2 separate regions of the Homo sapiens genome follow, and region 2 is linked to region 1. Evidence: chromatin loops called from intact Hi-C (ENCODE). Cell type or tissue: dorsolateral prefrontal cortex. All regions are shown on one strand. Each heading gives the region's core, and the rest is flanking DNA. Links, peaks and the distances in the headings are about the cores only.

The links. A loop is a pair of places that touch in the nucleus more often than their neighbours do. Peaks named below come from ENCODE experiments on the same cell type or tissue, not always from the same donor. Only the 100,000 strongest peaks of a DNase experiment are listed, where the experiment ranks them.
Region 2: a loop joins it to region 1, with 2.8 times the contacts of the local background. A loop is called at or near these places in 24 of 110 quality-filtered maps.

The regions. Positions count from the first base shown.
Region 1 is chr17:1,905,186-1,912,469 of GRCh38, reverse strand. No RefSeq gene overlaps it. Among named protein-coding and RNA genes, the nearest start is that of RPA1, 79 kb to the right of the region's middle. RefSeq lists enhancers at 4,294-4,801, 4,802-5,310. In dorsolateral prefrontal cortex, for the core only: CTCF peaks have their summits at 3,364 and 3,564 (motif pointing left); DNase peaks (open chromatin) are centred at 3,539, 4,051 and 4,453; H3K4me3 peaks cover 1,153 bases; H3K27ac peaks cover 3,262 bases; H3K27me3 peaks cover 343 bases.
Region 2 is chr17:2,279,057-2,286,340 of GRCh38, reverse strand. It overlaps SMG6 (SMG6 nonsense mediated mRNA decay factor), which reads left to right. Exons shown (of 19, transcript NM_017575.5): 7 at 2,606-2,716; 8 at 3,482-3,694. Among named protein-coding and RNA genes, the nearest start is that of SMG6, 21 kb to the left of the region's middle. In dorsolateral prefrontal cortex, for the core only: a CTCF peak has its summit at 3,885; no DNase peak of the experiment used is centred there.

The DNA of each region.
Region 1 (7,284 bases), core at 1,107-6,106:
CCTATTATGTCGCAGGTTGCTTCTGATCATTAGAAAGCACTTTTTTTGGTTGAGTCAAAACCAACCTGCTTGCAATGCTGTTCACCCACTGTCCCAAAGTTGCCTTCAGGAGCTCTAAGAAATGACGGTCACCACCAGACTCCAGACGCTGCCTCATGCTAATCACCTGAAGGCATGAAAACATCCCCCCAGAGGTCCCAGGGCGCCAGCAGCTGGGCCAGACTGACCAAAGGAATTTCCATTTTTCCTTGAGCGTGGATAGCAACCATCACTGCATTTTAAAAAACATAGCCCACGTCTCCCAGAATTAGCTGCATAAAAGAAAAAAAAAAAGGTTAGCCCACGATACGCTAGGTGTTTTATGTATGATATTTCTAATTCTTACAACTGGCCTGGAAGGCACGCGTTAATATCATCCTTGCTTTACACACGAGGGAATAAATTCTGAGGTCAGGTAAATGGAAGATGGGGGATTTGAACCCAGATCTGCCTGACCACAGTCCTCACGTTGTCTTTCTCCCCACGCTGCCTCCCTCATGTGCAAAGGAACAGCCTATTTTCTACGCCTGGGGGCCGGAAAGTGGGGAAAGAATGAGTGTCCTCAAAGGAGGGTGAGGATAAAGCAGAAACTCCACTTTCATATCTAAACTAAGCAATCATGTTTTATTTCCATTTCCCTGAACATATAGTTCAGTTACAAGGTTTAAAAAAAAAATACAACGGGTTCTCGAGAAATGTCAAGTATTACATTTCAGCGGACGTGTACAGAACAATCAAAATGATGGACATCCCCAAACAGATGCAAACCTTCACCAAAGTCTCTTCCAGAGGCACATCACTGAGATTTGAAAAGAGCAGCTCATGGATCGGACCCGGTTGATTTTCCTCGTATGTGAGCTTCATACATCCAAACTCTGGTTCACCCAGAGGAGAAAATATAATAATTATGATTCCTTGCACATTTATGGACTGTTTTATGTTTTTTCTTTCTCACAAATTACTGCATTTGATCCTCACTTCCGCCCTGTGAGATGGGAGAGACAACTGTCCCCCTCGCTGCACATGTGAGGACATCAGGAGGTGCAGGAGTCCCTGGAGGAGGGCAGGAGGTAAGCAGGTGTCCTCTTTCCTCTGCTCTGCTCCTTGCAGGAGGCCCACTGTCCCCTTTCCTTTTTTTTTTTTTTTTTTTTTTTTGAGATAGATCTGGCTCTGTCACCCAGGCTGGAGTGCAGTGGTGTGATCTCGGCTCACCGCAACCTCCGCCTCCCGGGTTCAAGGGATTCTTGTGGCTTAGCCTCTCGAGCAGCTGGGATTACAGGCACGTGTCATCACACCCAGCTAATTTTTGTATTTTTAGCAGAGATGGGGTTTCACCATGTTGGCCAGGCTGGTCTCGAACTCCTGACCTCAGGTGATCCATCCTCCTTGGCCTCCCAAAGTGCTGAGATTACAGGCATGAGCCACCGTGCCCAGCCCCACTGTCCCCTTTCGAGCTTTAGAGTTCCCCAAAAAAAGTTGTGGCCATTGCGGGCATGGTGGCTCACGCCTGTAATCCCAGCACTTTGGGAGGCCAAGGTGGGTGGATCACCTGAGGTCCGAAGTTCGAGACCAGCCTGGCCAACATGGTGAAGCTGTCTCTACTAAAAATACAAAAATTAGCCGGGCGTGGTTGTGAGCACCTGTAATCCCAGCTGCTCCGGAGGTGGAGGCTGAGGCTGGAGAATTGCTTGAACCCGGGAGGCTGAGGTTGCAGTGAGCCGAGATCATGCCATTGCACTCCAGCCTGGGCAACAAGAGCGAAACTCCATCTAAAATAATAATAATAAAAAAAAAAGATGTGGCCATTGGAGATCCCACCAAAGAGTTGATGTAGAAAGAGAAGATGGAAAAGGGAGAGGAAGGACCATGGCAATTCCCAAGAGAGGAGCTATGGTATCCCTAAAGCCAGAGACCCGATTACAGCTTCTGTCAGGGACACTAGTCAGCAAGAGCAGCCATGCTCCCCCCAGAAGGAGGAACCAGAAGCCTTTTGAAATGGAATGTTCTTCCCGCTTGCGGGACCTTTTCCTTGGGACCCCGAGCCTGCCCTCAGCAATGACGGTGTTGGCCCAGAGAGATCTGAAAGCTGGCAGAAACTAGTCCTCTCTGGTGTGTCTGTGGCCAGAACACAGCATAGCTGCAGGTGCTTCTTGGAGGTCATATTGGCTAATGAATGAAGGTTAGCAGCTAAACACCGAAAGAAAGGGCACTGAACTTTACTCTGCTACTACTTTGCTTCTAAGTAAATACTTTGGGGATTGCCTCACTTGCTCATCAAATACCAGCAGTTCCACTGAATGACAAGCTGACGGCCCCCAATGGGCCTTCATAATACATGAGTAGACTCATTCTTCCTTGAGATGGTCAGGCTGGCCTTTGCCTCATGCAAAACTCCCAGGACATAGAAAAGCTTAACAGCCACACCTCAAAAAATTCTGTGGGCTTCATAATTCCCACCCAGAAGGGAACTGGCTCCTGCAACAATGGATCCCCAGAGCTTGGCCCCTTCCCCCATGGCCTGGGGGCACCTTCCTACAGAATACCTCCTGGAAACCTATATTTCTATTTTGGGGGACCACTCTGCTCCTGCACACGGAGAAAGGAAGAGTTGAGGTTTCCATGGTCATTTTTCGTTACAGTAATGAAAGTCTTGAAATGATCACAGAAGGAAAATTGGAAAATATGTCTCCTAAAAAGAGCTGAGGCAAATTATTATAGCAACCGAATCCTAAAAGGAATTTTCAAGTAAAAATATGGCTCATGTGAAGTTGTTATGGCAACTGACATTTAAAAGTAACTGGATTTGGGCAAGTTTCTTTCCCCACCCTCTCTGCAAAGTCTTGCAGTAACTTCATGCTAAAATTATGCCTTAATTTTAATTAGCCAAATAGGTCATAAATATAGCATATTCCCAAATCCTTACAATTTCTACCCTGTGAGCAGCTGATCTACTAATGAGAAACTGTTTCTACAAAAACCCACTTACCATTAACACGCCTATGCAATATTTTTCTAATATAATTTATCAATTTAAACACATTGCATAATGTGATATTCTGTAGCATTCTATTAACATGATAAATAGCAGTGGGCGGGGGGGAAGCCCAAGAGATTAAACATATTGCAAGCAATGTAACTGCATTTAAATAACTCAGACCACTGCCGAGGAAAACACACTGTTCCCATCGTCAAATACAGTCTAAACTCGGCTGCATATCCCAGACTGTACGGGTATTAATAGGACGGGAGAAGGGGGGCAATAAGAAATGACAGGCAACTTCAAAGAAATAAAATTTCTATTAGGCTTTGTTATAAGATTACATCAAAGCAGTTCATATGTTTTAATCTGGGGAGAGAAGAAGCAGCTACTTGGGGTTTGCGCCTGGGGGCTGCCTCTGTGTACTGAACCAGACAGTTTGCATAATGAACAATTTTCATTCAACCAGGATTTCAGCACAGATAGCTCCCTCTGCAAGGTCCCAGGCACAGGCTCATAGTTTTTATTCTCCCAGCTCCACCTGCTGGAGAAACAGCTTGTAACCGGGAGGAAGGGGACACAGGGCAGCGTTTCTAAGCCACGATGCTAAATTCGGGTGTCTGAAGTTAGGGATCTGACTTTAGACACCCCGACCCGCCGCGCCCCGCCGACAGGGCCTCTGTGAGACACCCCAGGGCGCAGCCTGGATCCGCCCCTGCAGCCGGCAGGGAAGGCGCGGGCGGGGGGTGGGGGTCCAGGCCTGACACCTTCGCCCCTCCCAGCGCCTCCGGAATTAGGGAATTTGGAAATCGTCGTTTGCATTCTGAGTCGAACCCCAGGGAGAATGGAGTTGCTGCAAGGCAGGTCGCCTCGAGAGACTGGCGGACAAGGTGGCTGGCTTCAAACACCAAACGCGGTTCCCACCTGGCCAGTCACCTTTCAAGTTTCCCAGCCACCCGGGTCTCCAGGAAATCAAACGGGGGAGAAAAACTGCCCGCGTGGAATTGCATTTTCATGCACAATGGGAAACCTAAACGCTGAGCAGATCGTCTTGAAAACCTGGCACAGCCGACGCAGGCTTGGAGGACGGGAAGTCCCGGGCGAGCGGCTGCTCCAGGACTCGGGGCTGCGGCCTAATCCGCGCTGATCCCCGGGCTTAGCGCGCGCCCCTCCCCGGCTGAGGTCGCGGGACCCGCAGGCCCCACCTGGCTGTGTCCCCTTGGGGAGGCCGCCCGGGAGGGGAGGTGACATCAAGCCGCGTGCAACTGTTTTCGAAAACCTGGGATGATCATTTAAATGTTTAAAATATGCACATGGTAATTCAAAACTAATTACCCTGAGCACATTTGAAACATTTATGCCATCGTCTCTGGATCCTGCCTACTGATTGTGCGCGGCGGCTCACTCTGCTGTTTCTATAAACTGCTTCAGCGATTTTAACTTCCAGGCTAAATCCGGCAGCGCAGGCTCTGCCTCCCGCCCCTGGTTGGTGGAGAGACCCCTTTCCTGACTTCCAGGAGAGGAGGCTGCACCCCGTTTCCCTGGAGAGCCATTTGTCACGGTCTCGCAGCTCTGGCTACGGAATCCCTGCCCTCGTTGTGTTCATAATGGTCATTTCCATTATTTAATTTAGGTTAAAATGACCTCTCTCCCCACCTATTCCTTTTCTTGTTGTTTTCTCCCCATTTCCCCTTCCTCTGTCTTGGCACGTGGCCCCCATCTCCTAATGACACCCCACCCGGCCCCTTCTCCATTTGGGGGTGCGCATGGAAGGCTTTTGGGGGTTGGGGGTGCACATGGAAGGCTTTTGGGGGTTGTAAGGTGGCCACATCTACCAGCCACCCTGAGAAGCAGGACTGAACTGGGCCAACCTGGGCGAACAGCGGCCACTGCCGGGCACGTTATAGTGGCTGCCAGGGCACACACGTGCACATGCCACACACACGTGTGCACACACACCATCCACGTGCACGCATGCCTCAGACACGGAGCCAGGCCTGCTTACGGACTGGACTAATTAGACCTAGGCAGGTCCTGAAGCAAATTCACTTTCCCAATTTCCAGAATAAAATGAGTTCTCTTCCTTTGGGGGCACTAAACCAGCATGCCGGGCTCAGGGACGGAGAATGGTGATGTGTGGCTGAAACGACCTGACTTCCCAAGTCTATCCGGAGAGACTGACCGAGGGCTGGGATTGGAAGAGGCGCCATTCCGGAGTCCAGAAATTAACATAGGCTTATAAATATGTTCCAGGACACAGACGAGCGATGACTGGTTCCTTATTATGCGAAGATGCCAGTGGCAGGTTTTAGGCGTTTAGGAATACAAAAGTGGGTTAGATTCCCACGGCCGGCTCCAGTGTGATAGAGTGATATTACCAGGTTTAACTAGAGCCATTAAGAGACTCTTCATTATCCCCACACCACCGCCACCAAAGTTATCACAGAAACCATAATGCAAGAGAGAATTTCCATTCCATCAACAAGAGAGGGAGCCAGTCTATCTTTGTCCAGAGAAAATGAGCATCCCAGCACGAAGCTCGTGAGGAATAGAGTGCACAACCCTCCAATAACATGCCCGGCAGGATTTCCTCAGCTATGCAGTTGGCTAAGCGGAGGCAGGCTGCTCCGGCTCTATCTTCTCGTGTACCTGGCCTGCAAGAATGCCAGCTCTATGAGCAGCTGAAAGATCAATTAGTGACAAAGGACACTCCTAGGACTTACATTCCACAGGGCTTAAGTCTTAAGCTCCAAGGAAATGAAGATCCAGGCCGCCCTCCCAGTGTGCAGCAATCTCATTTATTTTTCTACAAAGACTCACCACTCAAACCAAGCTAATTTTCTTGGTATCACCTGCACCTGGTTTACTGGCTCCTGAGCAACGTGCCAGTCCTTCAGTTTGAAATGGACTTTTCTTCCAGCCGATCCTTTTTTTTTTTTTTTTTTTTTGAGACGGAGTTTCGCTCTTGTTGCCCAGGCTGGAGTGCAATGGCGCGATCTCGGCTCACTGCAACCTCCGTCTCCTGGGTTCAAGCGATTCTCCTGCCTCAGCCTCCCGAGTAGCTGGGATTACAGGCATGCACCACCACCCCGGCTAATTTTGTATTTTTAGCAGAGACGGGGTTTCTCCATGTTGGTCAGGCTGGTCTTGTACTCCCGACCTCAGGTGATCCACCCACCTCGGCCTCCCAAAGTGCTGGGATTACAGGCGTGAGCTACTGCGCCCGGCCAGCCAATCCCTTTTTTGCAACTTCACGATGACAACTCATAGGTTTTTTGTCTGCCTCCACCAGACTGTCCGCTCTCCTTCACTGGACTCCCTTCACACACCACGTACTCAGCATCCTCTGTGTCACTCTGGTTTTGCTTATAGAAAGTGCTCTTCCATTTTGTGAGGCTCCCCCCCCGCCATGGACGGATAATGAGAAGGGACCAGGTCTTCTATTTCCTTCACATTTCTTGTGTCACCTCAAGTATCTTCTCACGGGACAGACACCATGTCAGATATACGGAGGACCCAGTTTTATAGCTGAGCCCCACGAGACGACCCAGCACACCCCCATACACACAGCAAAAATTGCCCCCCTCATTCAGATGTTCCTGGCATCCTGTAACTTGCCCAAAGCTAGATTTATTGCTCCTGCTGTAAAGTGTATCTGCTCTAAGCCTCACTTAAAAGCTATCACTTGGCAGAAGATCAAGTTAAAAGTGCAGGCTAGCAGGTGATGGTGAGGGTAGGAGAGGGTGGGGAGGGCGGGGTGGAGCCAAGAATGGAAGCGCTGAGAACTACCAGCCCAATATTTAACCTAACTGGTAATTTGCTGTGACAATTATGCCACAAACGGAACACTACCACTATGCAAGGATGTCGCTCTCTAATTAAGAGGGCTCTGCTTTTCCTAGTCACCGGCACTTTAATAACACACACACAAAATGAGGCTTGGCTGCGGGAGCTCAAGGTTCTATTAGGAGGCACGTGCAGCATGCGGCGGTGGCCTGCACATCGGTCTGAGCGTTGCTGCCCGGTGAACCTGCTAACACCTTCAATTCTCCAGCAGACGGAGATGGAAGGGAACCGAGCAGTCAGACGCTCTCACGAGAGAGCCGCTTTGACTGACAGGCGTTTTCCCGGAGAGCCTGCGCGTGCCCCCACTGCAAATCGACACTCAGGCAGCGCCTCTTTCCAACCAGGAAGGCTTGGTGTGGGTTTGATCCTTACAGAGTAACTTTAACAAGGATTTCCAAAAAAATAAAAGTCCACGGAAACAA
Region 2 (7,284 bases), core at 1,532-6,531, 370 kb before region 1:
AGTCCCCTAACTTCGTTTTTTTTTTTTTTTTTTGGCCATTTGAGGTCCCTTGTAATTATGTATGGATTTTAGGGTCAGCTTTTTCATTTTTGCAAAATCATTGGAATTTTGATAAGGTTGCACTGAATCTGTAGATTGCTTTGGGAAGTATTGCCATCTTCAAAATATTAAGCCTTCTAATTCATGAACACAGGGTGTCTTTTCATTTACTTCGTTCTTTAATTTCTTTTAACCCTGTGTATAATAAGTTTTGCACTTCCTTGGTTAAATGTATTCCTAAGTATGTCATTCTTTTTGATGCTTTTGCAAAAGGAATTGTTTTCTTTTTTTTCTCTGTCTTTCTCTCTATTTTTTTAGACAGGGTCTTGGCCAGGTGGGGTGTCTGACCCCTGTAATCCCAGCACTTTGGGAGGCTGAGGCAGGCGGATCACTTGAGGTCATGAGTTCCAGACCAGCCTGGCTAACTTGGTGAAACCCCATCTCTACTAAAAATATAAAAATTAGCCAGGTGTGGCAGCACACACCTGTAGTCCCAGCTACTCGGGAGGCTGAGGCGGGAGAATTGCTCAAATCCGGGAGGTGGAGTTTGCAGTGAGCTGAGATCATGCCACTGCACTCCAGCCTGGATGACAGAGCGAGACTTCGTCTCAAAAAAGAAAAAAAAAAAGAAAAGAGGGTCTCACTGCGTTGCCAAGGCTGGTCCTGAACTCCTGGCTTCAAGTGAGCCTCCTCCCTCTGCCTCCTAAAGTGCTGGGATTATAAGCCTGAGCCATTGGGCCTAGCCAGAAATTGTTTTCTTAATTTCTTTTTTTTCAGATTGCTCATTGCTAGTATATAGAAATGTAACTGAATTTCGTGTGTTGATCTTGTATGTTGCAACTGTGCTGAATTCCCTCAATGGCTTTTTGTCATTTGAATTAAATTTTCTTTTTCACAGACCTCTGACCTAGATTCGCACTTTCTTCAAGTTCTTTTCCTCTATCCCTCTTTTTTCTGTCTGTCTCATCTTAGTTGTCTGTTAGCAACATTTTCCCAACTTTTCTGCCAATTCCAATCAGTCAGTCATTCTGTCTCTTCCAATCAGTGAATCTCAGGTATTTATTGAGAACACAACACGTGTACAGTAGTGCTTTTCTAGGTGCCAGGAATGATAAAATATTGACTTGCTTTCTTCCCTGAAAAAAAAAATGTGTTGAGAAAACAAGTGAGCTGTATAGACAGTGATGCAAATTAGACTTGATAAATATGTAATTGATTGTTAGATGCACCATTATCTTCTGTTCCACTAAGAAAAATGCTGCAAATTAAAATAAGACATAACAATAGATACCGATTGTAAGTTGTATCTCTGTTTTGGAAATTTTTTCATATGAAAAAATATTTTATAGAATTAATATAATACAGTCTCAAATCAGGTGAGTAGTGTAGATAGAAATTAGTATGGATTGGAATAATAATAAAAATAGCTACCAAGTAACTGTAATGGTGTGCCAAATATTCTGTTAAACTATATGCATTATATAATTTTAATCTTTTTGGGAGCCATATGTTGTAAACATTTCCATTTTGCAAATAAGGAAACCTCTCTAGGTTAACGTGCTGTGTCATACCTAATAAATGCAAGACCGAATTCAGACTCAGGCACTGACCTTAGAACCTGCACCTCTAGCCATGCCAGGTGAATATAAGATAGGAGTTTTGAAGAATGGGTAGACGCTGGGGAGAGAGAGAAGCTAGCATTTTAAATGTATTTTGAAACAGTTATGGAAAACATTGAAAATGTACATGAAGTTGGAGAAAAAGTGAGAAAGCCTTTTGGATATTCTTTCTGCCTTTGTTTCAATGTTTTCCTTTTTCCTTCTTTCTGACCCACTTCCTTTTTCTTTACTTCTTCTTTTCCCTATTAATTGCTTATAAATAGACTTGCTGAATTTCTTGAATAATATCCATAAAATGTTCAACTCAGCTACTTATTTATTTTAAAAAATTATCAATAACAATGGCAACATCATTGATTAAGTACAGTTAAGTGTGAGACAGTGGACAACACTTTGTAAACCTGAGGATACTCCTCCATTGGGTATTATTACTCCCATTGTAATGTTGAGGATATAGGAACTCAGGAAGATTATTACATAATAATGTAATAATCTTGGAGTCTTTTGTCCAAAGTTTCCGAGTCAACTCCTGGATTAGCCAGTATTTGGACCAAGGTCTGTCTGGCTTGTAATTTCGTGATTTCATTATAGCATACTGACTCTCTGATAAGAACAGGAAATATAAAGTGAATTGAACATCATGCTTTTTCTAAGAACAAGATGTAATTTCTGTTTATATTTTAAGAGCCTGTTTATTCCTTTCTCTCCTTATGAGTACTTGGTTCTTGGAGCACCTCTGCATGTAAGATATAATACTGTGCAAGAAGAGATCTGTGATGTAATTGCAATGGCTTCTCCTGTGGATAGCATTTCTGATTTTGTTGTTGGGATTCCTCTCAGTTTGGGAGACAGGCTGGGAGAGATAGTAGGGTTTCCTGAGTCAGCTGCCTCTTGCTGGAGTTAGGACGAGAATTGGTTGACTGAATGTCTCTGGCCTCTTTCCACAGAGGAGGAAGCTTGACGCTGTCTATTACTATATGCGCAGTTTAGCTGCCAGCAACCCTATCCTGACTGCCAAGGAGAGTCTCATGAGCTTGTTTGAAGAGACCAAGCGGAAGGTGAGTGGGGATGTGGCAGAACCCTTCCTTCCTCGAATAGTGCATTTCCCTGAGTGTTGGTGTGCCCTAGCTCTGCGCACCGGCAGGATCGTAGCCAGTGAGGTTTATCCAAGGTGCAGTTATTGCTCAGTGTCTGTGTGTCCTCGGGGAATGACTCATAGTGTCCTTAAATGGTCCCATCAGACTGTGCTGGTGGGTAGTTGGTCAGCCCCTGTGCAGAACAAAACTGTGATCTTCAGGAGAGCTTTCAGGGGCCCTTGGATGTACATGTACGTGCTCTACAGCCTTCAGTCTACAGAATTAATAACTATATGAAACAAAGCAGATGACACTCTGCTACTTTGGGACTGTGGTACAGTATTTTTATTGTCAAATAAATACCGGTGAGGTGAGGCTTTTCTCTTTGTAAGCTGAGTCTCAGGAAAGTCTGAGCTCATGTGTGTTTTTTGTTTTTGAGACAGAGTTTCGCTCTTGTTGCCCAGACTGGAGTGCAGTGATGCGATCTTGGCTCACTGCAACCTCTGCCTCCCGGATTTAAGTGATTCTCATGCCTCAGCCTCCCGAGTAGCTAGGATTACAGATATGCGCCACCACACCCAGCTAATTTTGTATTTTTAGTAGAGACAGGGTTTCACTATGTTGGTCAGGCTGGTCTCAAACTCCTGACCTCAAGTGATCCGCCTGCCTCCGCATCTCTAAGTGCTGGGATTACAGGCGTGAGCCACCACACCAGGCCATGAGCTAATGTGTTTGTATGTTATATAGGCAGAACAGATGGAAAAGAAGCAACATGAGGAATTTGACCTGAGCCCTGACCAGTGGCGGAAAGGAAAGAAGTCTACTTTCCGGCATGTTGGAGATGACACCACTCGCCTGGAGATCTGGATTCATCCATCCCATCCACGGTCTTCCCAGGGCACTGAGTCTGGGAAGGATTCTGAGCAAGAGAATGGGCTGGGCAGCCTGAGTCCCAGTGATGTAAGTTCCTGAGAATGATGCAATGAGCCAAACTAGCTCAGTAAGCCTGGGTGCCCTGGTTCATACAGCTGTGAGGCACAGATACTTCCCACTGATTGCAAGGAAGACAAACCACTTGAGGCTCCCTGATGGTCTTTTCCCTTCTCATGTACGCTTCCTTTATCTTTATTATGTACTTCCCTCTCTCACCACTATGTGTCACTGCAGAATTTAGTAAAAGTAGGATTAGAATTTTTTTTTTTTTTTTTTTTTTTTTGCTGCTTTTTGTTCAGCGTCATCAACATGATGCTTTAGGATTCTATGTGGGATTTTGTACTTATCTTTTCCTCTTGGTTGACCTTATATTCCGAGAATGAACTAAAGTAGCATGGATAGGTTAGTTAGTCTGATTTGTGATGGGCTTTCTATGGGATATCCTCTTATAACTCTTGGGCGGGGACTTTTTCCTTTAAGCCAGGAGAAATGACAGTAGAAAAATCACAGGCTTGTTTAGAAGATTTCTCCTCTTCATTGACTCAGTAAGTAATTATCGACAGTGTGCCAGTCACTAAAGATAACAGTGAACAAGATCTCTTGCTGTCTCAGTGCATTCTAGTGGAGGACGCAAGAGACTTAACATTGTAATTACTTCTGTTTTTGGGGTGCACACCCAGTATATGAGAGCACATAGCCATGGGACCAAAGCAGCCATTGGTCAATTGAAGTATAAAGAACAAGTAGGAGTTAGCTTGAGAAGGAAAGGGAGGTGGTAAAGTGATTCCCAGGCAAAGGAAATAGCATATGCAAAGGGCTGAGGCTGGCTGGGGGAGAGAGAGCACGGTAGGTGGAAAACTGCAGTGGCTGGTTCGTTGCGCCTTAAGGGTAAAATTCACCCAGTGGGTGGTGTAAGCTGGGGCTAGATGTTGAAGGGTCATATGATAAATTATTTGACCTTTATCCTGAAAATAGTAGGAAGCTATTGGATGCTTTAAATAGGGGAATAACATCTGCTCTTCAGAAATAAACCCTGGCCGCTTTGTAAAATGTTTGGAGAAGAGTAAGACTAGAAATAGGAGACAAGGAGGGTGCTGCGGTAGTTCCAAGTGAGATATGAAAAAGACTTGAACCAAGAAATGGCTTTGGAGGTGGGAAGAAGTGAACAGACACAAGTCATATTATTACAGTAGAATCCAAAAGACTTGGTTGAACGTGGGGAGCTCAGGGAGAAGAAAGAGTCAAGGTCTGGTGTGGTGGCTCCCATCTGTAATCCCAGCACTTTGGGAGGCCAAGGCAGGAGGTTCGCTGGAGCCTAGGAATTCAGTACCAGCCTGGTCAACAAAACGAGGCTTCTGTCTCTGTAAAAAAATTTTCAAAATTGGCTGGGCATGGTGATGCGGGCCTCTAGTTCTAGCTACTCAGGAGTCTGAGGCAGGAGGATTGCTTGAGTCCAGGAGTTCAAGGATGTCATGAGCTATGATCCAGCGTAGGTGCCAGAGCAAGACCCTGTCTCAAAAAAGTCAAGAATGAGCCCAAGAGCGTCAAGGCTGCACCACTGCACTGCAGCCTGAGTGATGAGTGAGACTCTGCCTTCCAAAAAATAAATGAATACAATCAAAAACAGGGTCGGTCTCTGTTGCTCAGGCCAGAGTGCAGTGATGCGATCGAAATCCTGAGTTCCAGTGATTTTCCTGCCTCAGCCTCCTGAGTTGCTAGGACTACAGGCACATGCCACCACACCCAGCTAATTTTTTGTAGCGATGGAGACTTGCCCTGTTGCGCAGGCTGGTCTCAAACTCCTGGCCTCAAGCAGTCCTCCCGTGGCCTCCCAAAGATCTGGGATTACAGGCATGAGGTGTATCATGTCTGTCCCATTTTATTTCTAATTATACAAATAATAGATGAATATATTTTTGGTAAAAACTTTAAATTCTTGTAGGTAGACTACAACGTGGTAATTTGTTTTCTAAACTATTGATGAAACTATATATTTTTAGTTTGTACATCATCCTTGGGTAACTATTACCCTTAATTTTCTTTAAATTTAAATCTTTGAGTTTGAGCTTTTCATTTTAGGCTACCAGCCCTCGAAGAAATCTGCAGTTTCTGGCCTGACGCGGTGGCTTACGCCTGTAATCCCAGCACTTTAGGAGGCCGAGGCGAGCAGATCACAAGGTCAGGAGTTCGAGACCAGCCTGGCCAACATGGTGAAACCCTGTCTCTACTAAAAATGCAAAAAAATTAGCTGGGCGTGGCAGCGCACTCCTGTAATCCCAGCTACTCGGGAGGCTGAGGCAGGAGAGTTGCTTGAACCCGGGAGGCGGAGGTTGCAGTGAGCCGAGATCGTGCCACTGCACTCCAGCCTGGGCAAAGAAGCCAGACTTTGTCTCAAAAAAAAAAGAAAAAGAAATCTGCAGTTTCATAACTTTTCATTTATCTATCCAGGAAACCACACTGCCATTTTTACCTGCTTTCTTAGGCCCAAGTTAGCTTCCTATATTCTTTTTTTTCTCTCACAGTAGGTCCCAAGAGCTTAGCTTGCTTTCTCTGTTCCTTGGAACACACACATTGATAAGAAGTAAGCATTGAGGATAGAGAAATTAAAATAACCAAAAATGATTTTTAACCTCAAAGAGCACTTGGTCACGTGAGGAAGACATAGGTGTGTCATTATAGTTCCGTGTGGTAAGTACTGTGATAAAGGCAAGCATGAGAGGCCGTGGGAGCATGCAGTTGGAACACCTAATCCAGTCATGGTTAGGGAAGGCTGGGGCGAGGCCGCATTTTGCAGCTTAAAGATGTCGTAAAGGCATTTCTACTTGGAGGCATGAAAATGTGGATGAGGCATGGAGGCTTCAGGAACTGCGAGTAGTTCAGTATGGCTGGAGTCTAGAGTGTGAGAAGTTCTCCTGTGAGCGACTGGAGTCGTGCTTGACATGTTCCTTTCCTCTGTCCCCACATCCAGTCAGTACCACCTGGTATTAGGAGGTGGATACTGTTGAGTCCACCTCCTAATCGTAACTTGAAGCCATCCACTTCTCTCCTTTCTCATTGCTGCCATCGTAGTTCAAGCTATCACCATTTCAGTAATCCATATACTATGGAAAGAAGTTCATAATGGTCTTTTCAGATTTATTCCTGGTCCTCTTCTGGCCTTTCATTTTAGACAGTAACCCAAATGAATGAACTTCCAAATATCCATTTCTGATCATGCCACTGCCTTCTTGAAAGTGTTTAGTTATTTCTGTGTGCTCTTACAATCAGGTCTAAAATCCTCGACATAGTCCACTAGGCTCCTCATGATCTGGCTCCTGCTACTTCAAATCTTACACTTTTCATACTTTTCTTCCTTTGTTACTGTATTCCAGCCACACTGGCTTCTTCCTTGAAGGATCCAAGCTCTTTTCTGGCTCCTGGCTGTTGTTCATCTCTCTGCCCGCACCGCTCTTACCTCTCACTGGTATTTCTGCCTTTATCAGTCACTTTCTTTCTTACCCTTCAGGTCTCAGCCTAAATGTCACGTTTTCAAGGAAGCGTTTCCTGATCCCTGAGACTGGCCATTTCGCCTTTGTAATAACCACATTTCTGGTTTAAGTGCTTTTAAGTGTAGTTTT